Regions from separate parts of the Homo sapiens genome. Here region 1 is linked to region 2. Evidence: chromatin contacts called from ENCODE POLR2A ChIA-PET data. All regions are on one chromosome and are shown on one strand. The core of a region is the stretch at or near the end of the contact, and the rest is flanking DNA. Distances in the headings are between cores, read along the strand shown.

Evidence for each region. ChIA-PET counts read pairs that join two places held with the same protein, here RNA polymerase II (POLR2A).
Region 1: POLR2A ChIA-PET joins it to region 2 with 14 read pairs in HepG2. The contact joins two enhancer-like sites. POLR2A ChIA-PET finds 5 or more read pairs at or near these places in 3 of 52 experiments (GM12878, HepG2 and activated T-cell).

The regions. Positions count from the first base shown.
Region 1 is chr6:52,784,342-52,791,792 of GRCh38, reverse strand. It overlaps GSTA1 (glutathione S-transferase alpha 1), which reads left to right. Exons shown (of 7, transcript NM_145740.5): 7 at 1-422. Among named protein-coding and RNA genes, the nearest start is that of GSTA1, 16 kb to the left of the region's middle. Within about 2 kb of position 3,657, at least 4 of the 41 ENCODE cell types and tissues checked have a DNase peak (open chromatin) inside an H3K27ac peak, as active enhancers do.
Region 2 is chr6:52,718,764-52,726,093 of GRCh38, reverse strand. No RefSeq gene overlaps it. Among named protein-coding and RNA genes, the nearest start is that of GSTA2, 41 kb to the left of the region's middle. RefSeq lists silencers at 1,439-1,488, 3,537-3,651. Within about 2 kb of position 1,478, at least 17 of the 41 ENCODE cell types and tissues checked have a DNase peak (open chromatin) inside an H3K27ac peak, as active enhancers do.

The DNA.
Region 1 (7,451 bases), core at 2,408-4,907, 64 kb before region 2:
CTTTACCTAAGTGTTGATTGTGCCTGTTGTGAAGCTAATGAACTCTTTCAAATTATATGCTAATTAAATAATACAACTCCTATTCGCTGACTTAGTTAAAATTGATTTGTTTTCATTAGGATCTGATGTGAATTCAGATTTCCAATCTTCTCCTAGCCAACCATTTTCCTGGAATTAAAAATTCAGTAAAAAAGGAAACTATAGATTATGTGGTTTGTTTGACTTTTCCAAGAATTGTCCCGTAACATACAATTTGTCATACAATCTATTAAAATGTCAATGTAGAAATGCACTTCTGACATTTTCAGGTATGCACAGGAGAAGAGTTACCATCCTGGATAATGGCATAAAGACATTTTCTTCTTTTCCTGGACAGTCATTTTATTTCTGATAAAAGCGTTCTTTCTTATGCATTTGCAAAACAATGATTCTGTCTGCTGTGGATTCCTCAGTTTTCTAGGAGGTGAGGAAATACTGAAGAGCAAACAGACCCACCCTCTGCTCTCAGGCCACCCTATTGTCCCTTACAGTGTGTGTGCTCCTGGCTCATCCTCACTCTGCTCCTTAAGGCTCTGTGGGGTCCCAGGCATAAGCCTTCTCTCAGTTCCTTCAGTGCCACTCAGGCCTGGCTGCCACGATACAGATGGTATATGTGAAATACAAATAACTATATGCAAAATCATTTTTCCCTGGTGTGTCACTGTGCCAGAATGCTTAGATTAGGAGTGCTTTCTAGCTCCACCCCCATACTGGTCCCATAGTGCTAATCTCTCCCAGGACACCTGGGCTTCTGCAATTTGCACTCTCCTCCTCTTAGAGGGAGCTTCCCCACAGTTGGCAGAGGTGGTTGAGGGAGCAGACAAACACACAGGCTTCCTACCTGCAGCTTCACTTTGCTCTAGTCTCTTCTCCACTTACAACCAGAGTAGTTTTTCCAAAATACAAATTGGAAAAATACTCACAGAATTCTTCAGTGAGTCCTGACTGCATATACAATGCATCCTCACACCTGTCTTCACTCCGTGATCTTCAGCCCAGTCAACTCTCCGAGCATGGTGGGGCCTCTTGCCTTCCTGCCTGGGTGCGTTTGCTAGCCCTGCCTGGCAAGCTCCTTCCCAGTGGACACACTTAACACTACCTCATTGCTTCCCAGGAGCACTGGGCTGTCCTCTGCCCTCCACAGAGTCCCAGTGAGCCTCTAATAACACCTGAGGGCCACTGTGTCTGCTCCCCTGTACTGTGAGCCTGTGGTGTGAGGCTTGGCCTGCTGGGTCCCCAGTGCTTCATCACTAATGGACAATGACATCTGCACAGACCCATGCACAGCTCTATGCAACTCCAGAACCTGGGTATATGAGATTGGGCTTTGAGAACTCACAAACCCCCACACTCTCTACCTGTCTCTATTCATTCATTAATTTCTAAAAAAAAAAAAAAAAAATTGACTCATATCCCTCAAATGCTTTGTAAGGACCTTGCTTGCATGCTGACCAAAATAAACAAACTGCTAAGAAATTTTTATGGGACACTTACATGAACTAGAACGCTGGAGCTTTGATGAAATTAAAGAATTATAGAATTTTAATATGATAAGAGATTATCATATTAAACACAATCATAGTGTGATTATGTTTAGAAAAGAAGTTCTTCCTTTCTAGAGATGAATACTAGTATTTACAGATGAAATGATATGCTGTCTGGGATTTGCTTGAAAAGAATCCCCTGGTAGTGGTGGGAGTATGTGGGAGTTTGTATCATTTTCTTGTGGCTCCTGTCACAGATTCCTACAAACTGGGTGGCTTGAAACATCAGAAAGGCATTTGCTTACAATTCTGAAGGCCAGAAGCCTGAAGTCAGGATGTGAGTAGGGCCACATTCCCCTGGAAGTACTAGAGAACAATCCTTCCCTGCCTCCTACAGCTTCTGGGGGCTCTTGGCATTTCTGGACTTTCATGGATCATGGCCACATCACTCTACTTTCTGCCTGGGGCTTCCAGCACCTCACCCTCTGTGTGTCTGTGTCTTCTATTCGCTACATTGCAGGGACATTTGTCATTGGATGTAGGGCCTATCTGGATATACCAGGATGATCTCATCTCAAGTTCCTTAACCTCATCTGCAAAGAGCCTTTTTCCAAATAAGGTCACATTTACAGGACTCAAGGATTTGGACATGGACCTGTCTTTCTTGGGAGCCAACATAACTTAATCCACTGCCAGGTATAGATGAAGAAATGTTGCTGGCAATTGATGAATGCAGGTCATGGGTACCTTCAAGCTTGTTATATTATTCCCTCTACTTTTGTATTTGCCAGAATTTTTCCATGTAAATTTTAAAACTATCTTATTTTAGGAGCTCCTACAATGTCCAGGTTTTGTCCCAGACAATAAGGACTGGACTGACATAAGAAGGCTCTGTTCTCAGGAGCTCAAGGTCTAGGGAGAAATCAGATATTGAATACATCATGTAAATTAATGTAGGGAAAGACACAATAGAGAAAATACAGTAGGAGGTGAAAGTGGAGTATTCCAGTCAGGACAAATGCCATGTGCAAAGGCCCAGAGGCCAGGAAGGGTGATTTGTGCAATGCAGAGAGGTAACACTGTAAAAATAGGGTGGCCAGATTTGGCGGATAAGATACAGGACACCCAAATAAATGTGAATTTTTAGACAAACAAGCAATACTTTTTTAGTATAAACATGTTTCCTACAGTGTTTGGGACATACTTATACTAACAAATGACTGATCCTTTGCCTGGAATTCATATTTACCTGGGTGCCCTGTATTTTGTGTGGCAACCCAGTAAGAGAAGACTTCCAGAGTGCCATCAGCCTGCCCTTCACAGACATCCCCTGCCAGCTATGCTCCCAGCAGAGATTTCTCATCTGCCTTAGTCCTTACATCCAAGTCATTAAAAATGAGCGTCTTCAAAAAGCCAGTTTCTACTGACTTACTGTAAAGAGAGCAAAATCTGCTGAAATTTTTGGTTAGACTTTTATTGCCAACCTTGAAAAGGAACATATTAACTAGTTACCTTGTGATAAGAGGATGACTTGCGATTTTTCTTAGAATCTGGTAGGCAGTTCTGCAGCCCTGAAATGTGTGGGAGTGGCTGTTTTTAACTTGACTCTATTCCTTTCAGTGGGAGGGAGCTATTGAAGCGAACATGTAGTTTATACACCACATTAGGACCTCAAATTAAGTTGTTGAGCCACAAGGGTGACAGCCTTTAACAAAGTAAATACTGATCTTAGAAGTCTCCCTACATTACCTCATGACCTCCCATCTAGGTCACTAGAAAAATACTTTAAAATGTGTCCTTGGCACAAGAAAAATCTGTTTTATACTTATATTAGTGCCTTTTCTGTGTGCTTGGATGACAGTTTAAAAGTTCTGCATTCACCTGCTTTTGGATACATTGTTTCAACTTAAATAATAAAGAGACCCTTTCAAATAAAAGATATTTATTTGAGAATTAAGTGTTGTAATGGGTATATGTTTATCACAGTAAACTATGTATGTATTCAGGGAAGTTAAGGAAGACAAAGATTTTTATAGGAATAAAATGAGGATTAAATAAACGTTTTGAAATACTTATCAGTCACTACAAATGTCAATAACAAGGGTAATGCCAGGCCAAGTTTCAACAGGCAGTTGCTGAGCAAGTGTCCTAACAGATTCTTTTATTAAGATTGCGATGGCCTTTGTTCAAGGTTGTGTTTTTCCTAGTTTGTTTTGTTATCAGATAAACAGTAAGAACATTCTCTTTATGGCCTTTTTCAGCTCTGTTGTCAGAGTTTTCCTAACATTGTGACTCCTTTTGACTCTGACAACTCTCACAATCATTAAAGAAACGCAAAAATGAAGAATTTAGAAAACTAGACTATGAGAATTTAATTATAGTAGAAAAATTAATACCATGAGGGGAAAAAATAGTCACGATGTTTTGTCCGGAATTGGTGGGTTCTTGGTCTCACTGACTTCAAGAATGAAGCCGCAGACCCTTGCGGTGTCACAGTTCTTAAAGGCGGCGTGTCCAGAGTTTGTTCCTTCTGATGTTCAGATGTGTTCAGAGTTTCTTCCTTCTGGTGGGTTCGTGGTCTCACTGGCTCAGGAGTGAAGCTGCAGACTTTCGCGTGAGTGTTACAGCTCTTAATGTGGCACCTCTGGAGTTGTTAGTTCCTCCCAGTGGGTTCGTGGTCTCTCAGGCTTCAGGAGTGAAGCTGCAGACCTTTGCAGTGCGTGTTACAGCTCATAAAAGCAGTGTGGACCCAAACGGTGAGCAGCAGCAAGATTTATTGCAAAGAGTGAAAGAACAAAGCTTCCACAGTGTCGAAGGGAACTGAGCTGGTTGCCACTGCTGGCTGGGGCAGCCTGCTTTTATTCTCTTATCTGGCCCCACCCACATCCTGCTGATTGGTCCATTTTACAGAGAGCCAATTGGTCTGTTTTACAGAGAGCTGATTGGTGCATTTACAATCCCTGAGCTAGACACAAAAGTTCTCCAGGTCCCCACTAGATTAGCTAGATACAGAGTGTTGATTGGTGTATTTACAAACCCTGAGCTAGACACAGGGTGCTGATTGGTGTGTTTACAAACCTTGAGCTAGATAGAGAGTGCTGATTGGTGTATTTACGATCCCTTAGCTAGACATAAAGGTTCTCCACCTCCCCACCAGAGTAACCAGATACAGAGTGCCCATTTGTGCATTTACAAACCCTGAGCTAGACACAGGGTGCTGATTGGTGCATTTACAAACCTTGAGCTGGATACAGAGTGCTGATTTGTGTATTTACGATCCCTTAGCTAGACATAAAGATCTCCAAGTCCCCACCAGACTCAGGAGCCCAGCTGGCTTCACCCAGTGGATCCCACACCGGGGCTGCAGGTGGAGCTGCCTGCTAGTCCCGTGCCATGTGCCCACATTCCTCAGTCCTTGGGCCGCTGATAGGACTGGGCACCCTGGAGCAGGGGGCAGCGCTCGTTGGGGAGGCTCAGGCCATGCAAAAGCCCACAGTCAGGGGGCGGGGTAGGGGGAGAGGCTCAGGCATGGCGGGCTGCAGGTCCTGAGCCCTGCCTGGCGGGGAGGCAGCTAAGGCCCAGCGAGAAGTTGAGCACAGCAGCTGTTGGACCAGATGCTAAGCCCCTCACTGCCTGGGGCCGGCGGGGCCGGCCAGCCACTCTGAGTGTGGGGCCTGGCGAGTCCACACCCACCTGGAACTCGCACTGGCCTGCAAGTGCCTGGCGTAGCCCAGGTTCTCACCCATGCCTCTCCCTCCACACCTCCCCACAATCTAAGGGAGCTGGTTCCAGCCTTGGCCAGCCCAGAAAGGGACTCCCACAGTGCAGCGGCGGGCTGAAGGGGCTCCTGAAGCGTGGCCAGAGTGGGCGCCAAGGCTGAGGAGGCGCCGAGAGCGAGCGAGGGCTGCGAGGGCTGCCAGCACACTGTCACCTGTCAATGTCATTTTAGGTCATCTGAGAATATGATCATTGCCAGAGCAAAAGTAGGTGTTTATGCTAAAGTTACATTTTCTAGACAAGTAATCAACACACAATTATTGTGAACTTACATTTGGCAAGATCACAGACTTGGGAATTCCCAATGACTGGTAAAAGGGACATACAACTAGACAGTTCCATGTCTGCAGTTGCTTCTCCAAACCTCCATCTCCTGCTGAGAAAAGAGCCACCAACACCTGCCAAGCACAAGTCTAATTTGCAACTTGATGGTAGATATCACACATTAATGCTTCTTTCAGGAAGTGCTTTGTGATTTGTTGTCAAGTGTTGATGCCATTGGCTTTTCAATATTTCTTTAAGATTGTAATGCTCCAAAGGGAGGCAGAATGTTTTGAGAGCAGTTTTCTAGAACTTACAGGTGAATTTAAGTCTTTAGAACTTTTAGTTCTATAAAGCAAGATGACCTAGATTAATGATTAACAAAATTAAAAACAATAATGCCCTTCTTGTGAATTTTCAGATTCCTGATTCAACAAATATCTGTTAATCCTTGTCCTTTGCCCAATTAAACACTTGCCTGATAACCTTGCTCTTTCCAAATTCCTCTTTTCTTAGTCCTTCTGGGTCTACTCAGTGAGCCACACCCATATCTTTATTTATTCTGTGAAATTGTAGAAAATTGAGTCTGATAATCAGGATTGGTTGATCCATTATCTGGAATCTATTATTTAATTTTTCTATTTAATTTTTTCTATATCATTTGATTTTCTCATCAAGGAAGTTCAAAAGATGAAATTATAGAACTCTCTGTGACTGCTAAAATGTCTAGCATTGCTGTGTGATCTATCCAAGTATCAGTGATATTGTAATACTACCATGTGCAATACACTGTGTTAAACATACTGTGAGACCTCTCTGCTCTTTCGGAACCTCACAATTTAGTAGGGACACAATGTGTATATAAGTAACTGTAATACTTTATAGCTGTGAAAATTCAAAATTAAGGTTGATTTATAATAGGAATAAATTAGTTTCTGAATGTCAGGAAAACTAGAATCTGATTCAGTCTTTCCCACTAATTAGCTAGATGACAAGTTACATTCTCTATCTAGGGTTCAACCAACTCACAGCAAACCTTGAAAATGGCTAAGGAAAAGTCTCTCATCTTACCCTTGGCACCCCTTGGGATGGGTAATTCTTTGGGTTCAGGGGCTGTCCTGTTCATGATAGGATGTTCCAAGGCATCACCGGCCTCCACCTACCTATGTTGAAGCACTACCCACCACCTTCTGCCTTGATGTGACAACCAAGAATGTCTCCAGATACTCTGAATGTCCTCTGGGGTATGGGAGCAAAATATTTTGTGGTTTGGAATCTGCAGACTACATGACTTCTCAAGTATTAAAATTCAGAAGCTGATAGAATAACTAAATAATTACTGCAGCATATAACTGGCTTTGTTTTGCTTTGTTTCAGAGACAGGGTCTTTCTCCATGGCCCAGGCTGGAGAGCAGTGGCACAATCATGGCTCACTGCAATCACCACCTCCTGGGCTCAATCAATCCTCCCAGCTCAGTCTACTGAGTAGCTGGGACCACAGGTGCACGCTATTGCACCTGATGTAATTTGTTTATTTTTGTAGAGACATGGTCTGCTATGTTGCTCATGCTGCACTCAAGCTCCTGGCTCAAGTGATCCTCCCGCTGCTGTCTCCCAAAGTGCTGGGTTTACAGGTGTGAGTGACCATACCCAGCCTTATAGCTAGTTTTTAAAATGCACCTAAAGGAACCCAGCTAATATGTATGGTGCCATTAGAATATAAGTCAACAATGTCCTGGAATAAATGTTTAATAGTGGGGAAAAATATAAAGGAAAGATTAGGAGCTTCAGTGATGTCCTCCTTTTGGATCCAGATGTGAGACCTGTCCAGGCTATAAAATAATTCACAGGAAAAAAATATGACACCTGATATAGTTTGGCTCTGTGTCC
Region 2 (7,330 bases), core at 229-2,728:
GATATTCTTGAAGAACAAATATGTTTTAGCAACATTCTGCCAATTAGAGCTGCTTAGATGAGGCAGCTGTGAGTCAGCACAAATTTAATCTGTGTTGACTTTGCTCTGCCTTGCCTCCTACCTTTCTCCAATCTTTACTCACCTTCCCTCTGCACACAGCAGCTGTTTCAATATATTTGTCCTTTGAAACTTTGAATACAGTTGCAACATTCTAAGTCAACAGGGCAGCTAAGTATACCTAGCAGAAAAATTAGACTTTAACCTCAGAAATTGACAAAATCTTCTCAAGGATTATGGTTCCAATAAATACTGTTTAAAGTATTTTATTCATAGTTCTATTCAATAAAAGTTTATAGAGCACCTACTTTGTTCCCTGAATTGTTTTAGGCACAGAGAATGCCAGGAAAGACTAAGTCCTGAATGACAGGAACCAGAAGATCCAGTGAGCGAGGGTCTTAGTCAGAGGGAACAATGAGACAGGGTGTTGGTCAGGAACAAGTTGGGTGTGTTTTAGGTACACTAGTGTTGTGGGAGCAAGGCGAGGAAGTATTGAAAGATGAGGCCAGCATGGGTGTATTAGTTATCAATTGTTATATACCAACTCACCCCGAAGTTTAGGGACTTAAAGCAATAAATATTTATTATCTCACACAATTTCTGAAGGTCAGGAATCTGGGAGCAGCTTAGCCGGGTGGTTCTGAATCAGCATTTCTCAGGACGCTGCAATCAAGTCACTAACAGGCTGTGTCAGCTGAGGGCTTGACTGGGATCTGTTTCCATGATGGCTCACTCACATGGCTGTTGGCAGAGGCCTCAGTTCCTCTCTGAAAGTTGGCAATACATCTCACTTCTTTGGCATGCCTGCTTCTGTGTAGGACTGCTTGAGTGTCCTCAGGACATGGCAGCTAACTTCCCCTGGAGTATGTAAGCAAGAGGGAAACTACAATGTCTTTTATGACCTAGTATTGGAAGTTACACCTCTGATGATAGAGAAGGGCTGAGGACATCGCCTCGGGGGAGATAGCAGTTGGAGAAGAGAAGGCTGGGTGGAGCCAGCGAAGGCGTCTGAAGAGGAGGGGTCAGTGAAGTAGAAGGAAGTCCAAGAAAGTGTGGCATCATGAGGCCAACAGTCCGGCAAGAGGATGGAAGAGTGGACATTGAATTTGGTACCACGGAGGCTACTGCTGACCCGAGGAGAGAAGATGGGGACACAAGCCTGACTGGAGTGGGTTGAGGAGAAAATGGGACGTGAGGTAGAGGAGACAGCAGCTACCGGCAGCCGTTTTGAGAAATTTTGCTCCGAAAAAGGGCATATGGTTGGGACAGTAGACTTTCTCAGTGATCTAAAAGAGGAAGGGAAGGTTGAGTAGGCTGAGCTCAGTTTCATTTGCAATTGTGGAAAGTCACCTAAGAGTGGCTGAGTCTGTGCACTGAACTCTTTACAGCCACCAGGGAGGTCCCTTGGCTCTGGGCAGTGCGCCATCTGGTGCTCAGTCATGGAGTCAGCGTTAGACTGACACAGTAGGTTGGGCAATCCCTTTGCTGGAACAGAGACTTTTTTTCTCATAAATTTTAAATCCAAGTTGGAGTAAATTGCCAAAAGAACAACTAAAAAATGCTGACTGAAAGGCAGAGGTGCAAAGTTCTCCTCACTTCCTTTTAACCCCTTCCAATTTATTCCATTTTGTCTTTCTTATTCCCTCATCCTCTTCACCTTAATCCATGAGTCTCTCTGTATTTCCTTTTCCACTGTCCATTTCTATGACGCAGAATCTAACGATGCAGCTACAAGCCAAGAAACACCAAAGATTGCTGGCAGCCACCAGAAACCAAGAGAGAGGCTGGGAACAGATTCTCCCTTAGAGCTTCCAGAAAGAACCAGCTTTGCTGACCTCTGGATTCTGGACTTCTAGCCTCTAGACATGTGCAAGAATAATTTCTGCTGTCTAAGCCACCTAGTTTGTGGTAATTTGTTAGAGTGGCCACAGGAAAAGAATTCAACTACTTTGCAATAAAAAAAGGAATGAATACATAAAAAAGCACAGATGAATTTTGAAATAATTGTGCTGTGTGAAAGACACCAAACAAACAAAATACCTGCTGTATGCTTCTAATTATATAAACTTCTAGAAAATGCAAACTAACTCATTGTGACAAAAAGCAGATGAGTGGTATGGGGCCAGGCAGAAGAAAGGGATTTCCAAAGGGCATGAGGATGTGAATAAGTTCAGTATCATGATTATGATGATAGTCTCATAGGTGTATATGTGTGTTAAAACTTATCCAATTGAGGCTGGGTGTGGTGGCTCACTCCTGTAATCCTAGCACTTTGGGAAGCCAAAGCAGACGGATCACTTGAGGCCAGGAGTTCAAGACCAGCCTGGCCAACATGGTAAAACCCCATTTCTACTAAAAATACAAAAATTAGCTGGGTGTGGTGGCACACTCCTGTAGTCCCAGCTACTTGGGAGGCTGAGGCATGAGAATCACTTGGACTCAGGAGGTGGAGGTTGTAGTGAGCTGAGGTCACACCACTGCATTCCAGCCTGGAGGCAACAGAGCGAGTCTCGTCTCAAAAACAAAAACAAAACTGAAAAACTTATCCAGTTGTACACTTAACTCTGTACACTTTGTTTTTTTTTTGAGACAGTGTCTCGCTCTTGTCGCCCAGACTGGAGTGCAGTGGCCTGATCTCAGCTCACTGCAACCTCCTTCTCCCAGGTTCAAGTGATTCTCCTGCCTCAGCCTCCCAAGTAGCTGGGATTACAGGCGCCCACCACCACGCCCAGCTAATTTTTTGTATTTTTAGTAGAGATGGGGTTTTGCCATGTTGGCCAGGCTGGTCTCAATATTTCATATATATATAATATATTGCATATAATACATTATATAAAATACACATATATTTTAAAGTATCAATTATATCCCCTAATACAGTAATAAAACCAATAGATGCAAATAAACAATCACAAATCTATTATGTACATAAGCAAGCTGTACAATCCTTCTGCTCTCCAGCTGGTCTCTTCAGCTGCCTCTGTCCTTTGGAAGGCTTCCTTCTGCTTAGAAACAGGCCCAGGCCTCCACTGTCCTAACCTTCTTAGCCATGCACCCACACTCCTCAGAAGAAACCAAGAAACACTCCACAACAAATTTTTAAAGTTCTTTATCCTTGGCTAGTTTTCCCTTTTGCTATTTCCTTCTTTCTTTTCACGTCCAAAACTTGAGTAGTCTGCATTCTAGCTCTACTTCCTCTCTCAAAGTCTTGAATTTTAAATTCTTTTTTTTTTTTCCTTTGAGATGGAGTCTCGCTCTGTCGCCCAGGCTGGAGTGCAGTGGCACAATCTCGGCTCACTGCAAGCTCCGCCTCCCAGGTTCTCGCCACTCTCCTGCCTCAGCCTCCCGGGTACCTGGGACTACAGGCGCCCGCTACCACGCCCGGCTAATTTTTTGTATTTTTAGTAGAGACGGGGTTTCACCGTGTTAGCCAGGATGGTCTCGATCTCCTGACCTCGTGATCCTCCAGCCTCAGCCTCCCAAAGTACTGGGATTGTAAGCATGAGCCACCACGCCCGGCCAAATTTTAATTTCTTAATCAATGAACTAATCATCTTAGTTCTATGAGTTTCAAGGTCTTTTCTCAGTCTATCTTTAACTTTTATACTGCAAATACCAGGCCAAGCTCCCTTTCCATCAGCAACTTTCTGCCGCAGTCTCCCACCCTTCACCAAGCACTAGTGCTCAGATTTTCCTGTGGCTCATTTTTTCTTAGTTTCATGATTTATATATCTTCTTTGCCAACATGTTGTCACATGGATCCCACCCAGTCCTGCTTCATGTCAAAAGGCCAGGATTTTCTTGAAATAAATAACAAGTTATTAAGGACAGCCCTCCTGCCTCCATAGCACAGTCCTGTGAAGAAAGCTATGAAAAGATTACCGAGGCTGACATTGGGTAGTGAACACAGTATTTAGCAGGGCAACTTGGATGTGCCTCCAGAATGGCATGACCACTATTCCACTCATTGCACTCCACTCCTTATCTTGAAATGTTCTCCCCACTGCTCTCTGCCAGTCTGTATCAACTTCTTCTCCATCATGACACCTTCACAAATACTGGACATTCCAACAAGGGGTCTTTGTAGATCTGTGTTTCTTTCCATGCTGCTCCCACGTCCTCAAGTGATAGTTTTGTCATTCTAATATTGGGGAAGATATGGAAGAGGATGGCAGTAGTGGTGGAGAAGCAGCTCTCACACAGTAGGAAGGTGGCTATTACGTATTGTAGGTGAAAGCCAGGACTCATGCATCTGAGATGAGGATGCACTGAAGCTGGTTAAAATTCTGTTATTATACATCCTCAGCCTATTGTTCTACCTCAAGACCCATGCATGCTTTCTTCTAAGGTTGCCCTCAATACTGGTTGTTCTGGTATTGTAAGGAAACAAAGAAGGAAGAATCAAGCATCAAAACTCAACACCTCTAGTTCTCCCCTTTAGTTTACAGATGAAAGCACTGGGGTTCAGAGAGGTTGAGATTTATCTAAGGACACAAAGCTGATCAATGGTAGAATCAGCCTAGAACCCAGGTCTTCAGAATCACTAGCAAGAGCCTTTTCCATTTATCCATTGATTCAGCAAATAATTTTTTTAGTTCTAATCTATAAAATGTTGCACTAGGACAGAGATACAGTGCTGAACAAGATGGGACAAAGGCCTTTGACCTCAAGGAATTCACATTGTAGTGGGAGGAGACAGACTACAAACAAAAAAGAAAGAGTGATAAATATCTCAATAATTATAGCCTATGATTGGGATGTGAAGAAAATTAAGCAGGGACTATGTATTAGACTGTTCTCAGGCTGCTAATTAAAAGACACACCCAAGCCTGGATAATTTATAGAGGAAAAAGGTTTAATAGACTCACAGTTCCACATGCCTGGGAAGGCCTCACAATCAGGGAGGAAGGCTAAAGGCATGTCTTACGCTGCAGCAGTCAAGAGAGAATGGGAACCAAGTGAAAGGGGTTTCCCTTTATAAAACCATCAGATTTCGTGAGACGTATTCACTACCACGAGAACAGTATGAGAAAAATGCTCCCGTGATTCAGTTATCTCCCAGCGGGTCCTTCCCACAACATGTGGGAATTATGGGAGCTACAATTTAAGATTTGGGTGGGGACAGAGCTAAACCATATCAGACTATAATAGAGAGTAGTTGGGGAGAGCTTTACTTTAGATGGATGGTGAGGGAAACATAAAAATTGAGAGAAAACTAAGTATGCAAAGAGATGGAAGGGAGGTTTTGGGGCAAAGGAACCAGCATTTTCACAGGTTTGAAGAGAGAAAGTACTCAGTGTCTCTGTGTACCCCAAGCCCCTGGAGCTTGGCTGAAGAGTAGAGGGCAGAGGTGTGGCTTGAGGAGGGGGGTGGGAGGTGGTAGATGACTCACTGCTGTAAGTCCCGTCAAGGAGTATGGATTTTATTCTAGGTGAAATGGGAATCCAAAGGCTGGCCCTCTTCCATGCAGATTTTGCCCAGAAGACACAGTATTTTGGGAGGTATGGTTCCACACTACAGCTATTTGAAAGCATAACTGAAACTTATGAGGAAAAATCCATCTGCTTCTGTACCAAAAAAAGAATGAAGATAAAACTGAAAATCAGTCATAGTGTGTGGATTTGCCAAACTAAATTAAATTACTTTTCTGGAGTCTAGTGGATAAGTGTCTTAGTCCATTCAGTGGCTGGAATAAAATGCCGTAAACTGAGGTGTTTATAAACAACAGAAATTAATTTCTCACAGTTCTGGATGCTGAGAAGTCCGAGGTCAAGGCTCAGGCAGGTGTCTGGTGAGGGCCTGTTTCTTCGTAGACGGTGTATTAGTCCGTTCTCACACCACTATAAAAATACTGCCCAAGACTGGGTAATTTATATAGGAAAGAGGTTTAATTGACTCACAGTTTCACAAGGCTGGGGAGGCCTCAGGAAACTTACAATTACAGCAGAAGGCAAAAGGGAAGCAAGGCCCTTCTTCACATGGTGGCAGGAGACAGAAGTGCAAGCGGAGGAAATACCAAACACATAAAACCATCAGATATCGTGAGAACTCACTCACTATCATGAGAATAGCATGGGGGAAACTGTTCCCATGATCAGATCACTTCCCTCCCTTGACACATGGGGATTACAATTCAAGATGAGATTTGGGTGAGGACACAGAGCCAAACCATATCAGACAGTGCCTTCTTACTGAGTCCTCACATGGTAGAAGGGGCCAGCAAACTCCCTTGGGCCTCATTTATAATGGCCCTAAAGGCACTAATTCCATTCATGAGGCTCTGTCCTCATGACCTAGGCACCTCCCAAAGGCCCCACTTCTTAATGGCATCACCTTGGAGATTAGGTTTCAACATATGAATTTTAGGGGGACACAAACATTCAGACCATAGCAATAAGAATGTTGGTAAAATTTCTAAAATAAATGAATTATGCTGACACAAACAGGGCAGCTACTAACTCATAACTATAACTGAGACTGCTATTTGCCAGATACAGCTCACAGAGAAGGTAAATGTCAATCGAAACATTTTAACAGAACAATTTAAATATACTCCAAGAGCATCCCCCTTAAACTCACCAAATCATTTCAAAACTAAAAGCAGACCTGTGAATGTGGTTAATTGCCTCTAATATCATGTTTTATAAGTTAGTATTTTTATGTTAAGTTTTCTTAAAATGAAGCTTCCAGTATAAGGATGCCTGTTTGAACTTAAACATATGGTCCACACACATACACATACATGAAGAAAACGTGTACCAAATGTTTAAGGGCTGAATTGCACTGAATTATGAAGTTCCATGATTTAAGATTCACAATTTTAAAACATTGGATTAATATGTAACATGTCATTGGGACTTCTTACAAAAAGAATTGATTTTGCTTAATTTTTTTTCAATACAGTTTAAATAAACTAACTTGTTTGCTTATCTAGCTATCTCCGATTATTTTACAAAGCTTTATTTTCCACTGTTGGTAACAATTTAGTAACTAGTGCCAAGCAATGTCCTGCAAGGAGAGTGAAGTGCAGACCTTTCTAAGTGAGACCAGTATGTGCCGAGGCACCATCTTCATGGGAGCAAAAAAATCCCACTTTATATCACAAGCAGGATATAAAGATTTTCTATAAACCAGAAAATATGTATTCAATATTCAAGGAACCATGAGCTTGTACTGTGTGCTAGCTTACTGGATTGACTTTTTAATGTAATGGAAAGTCTTTATTCTTCCTCTGAAATTGCCCAAGAATCCTCATTACTAAAAGCCAGTTTGA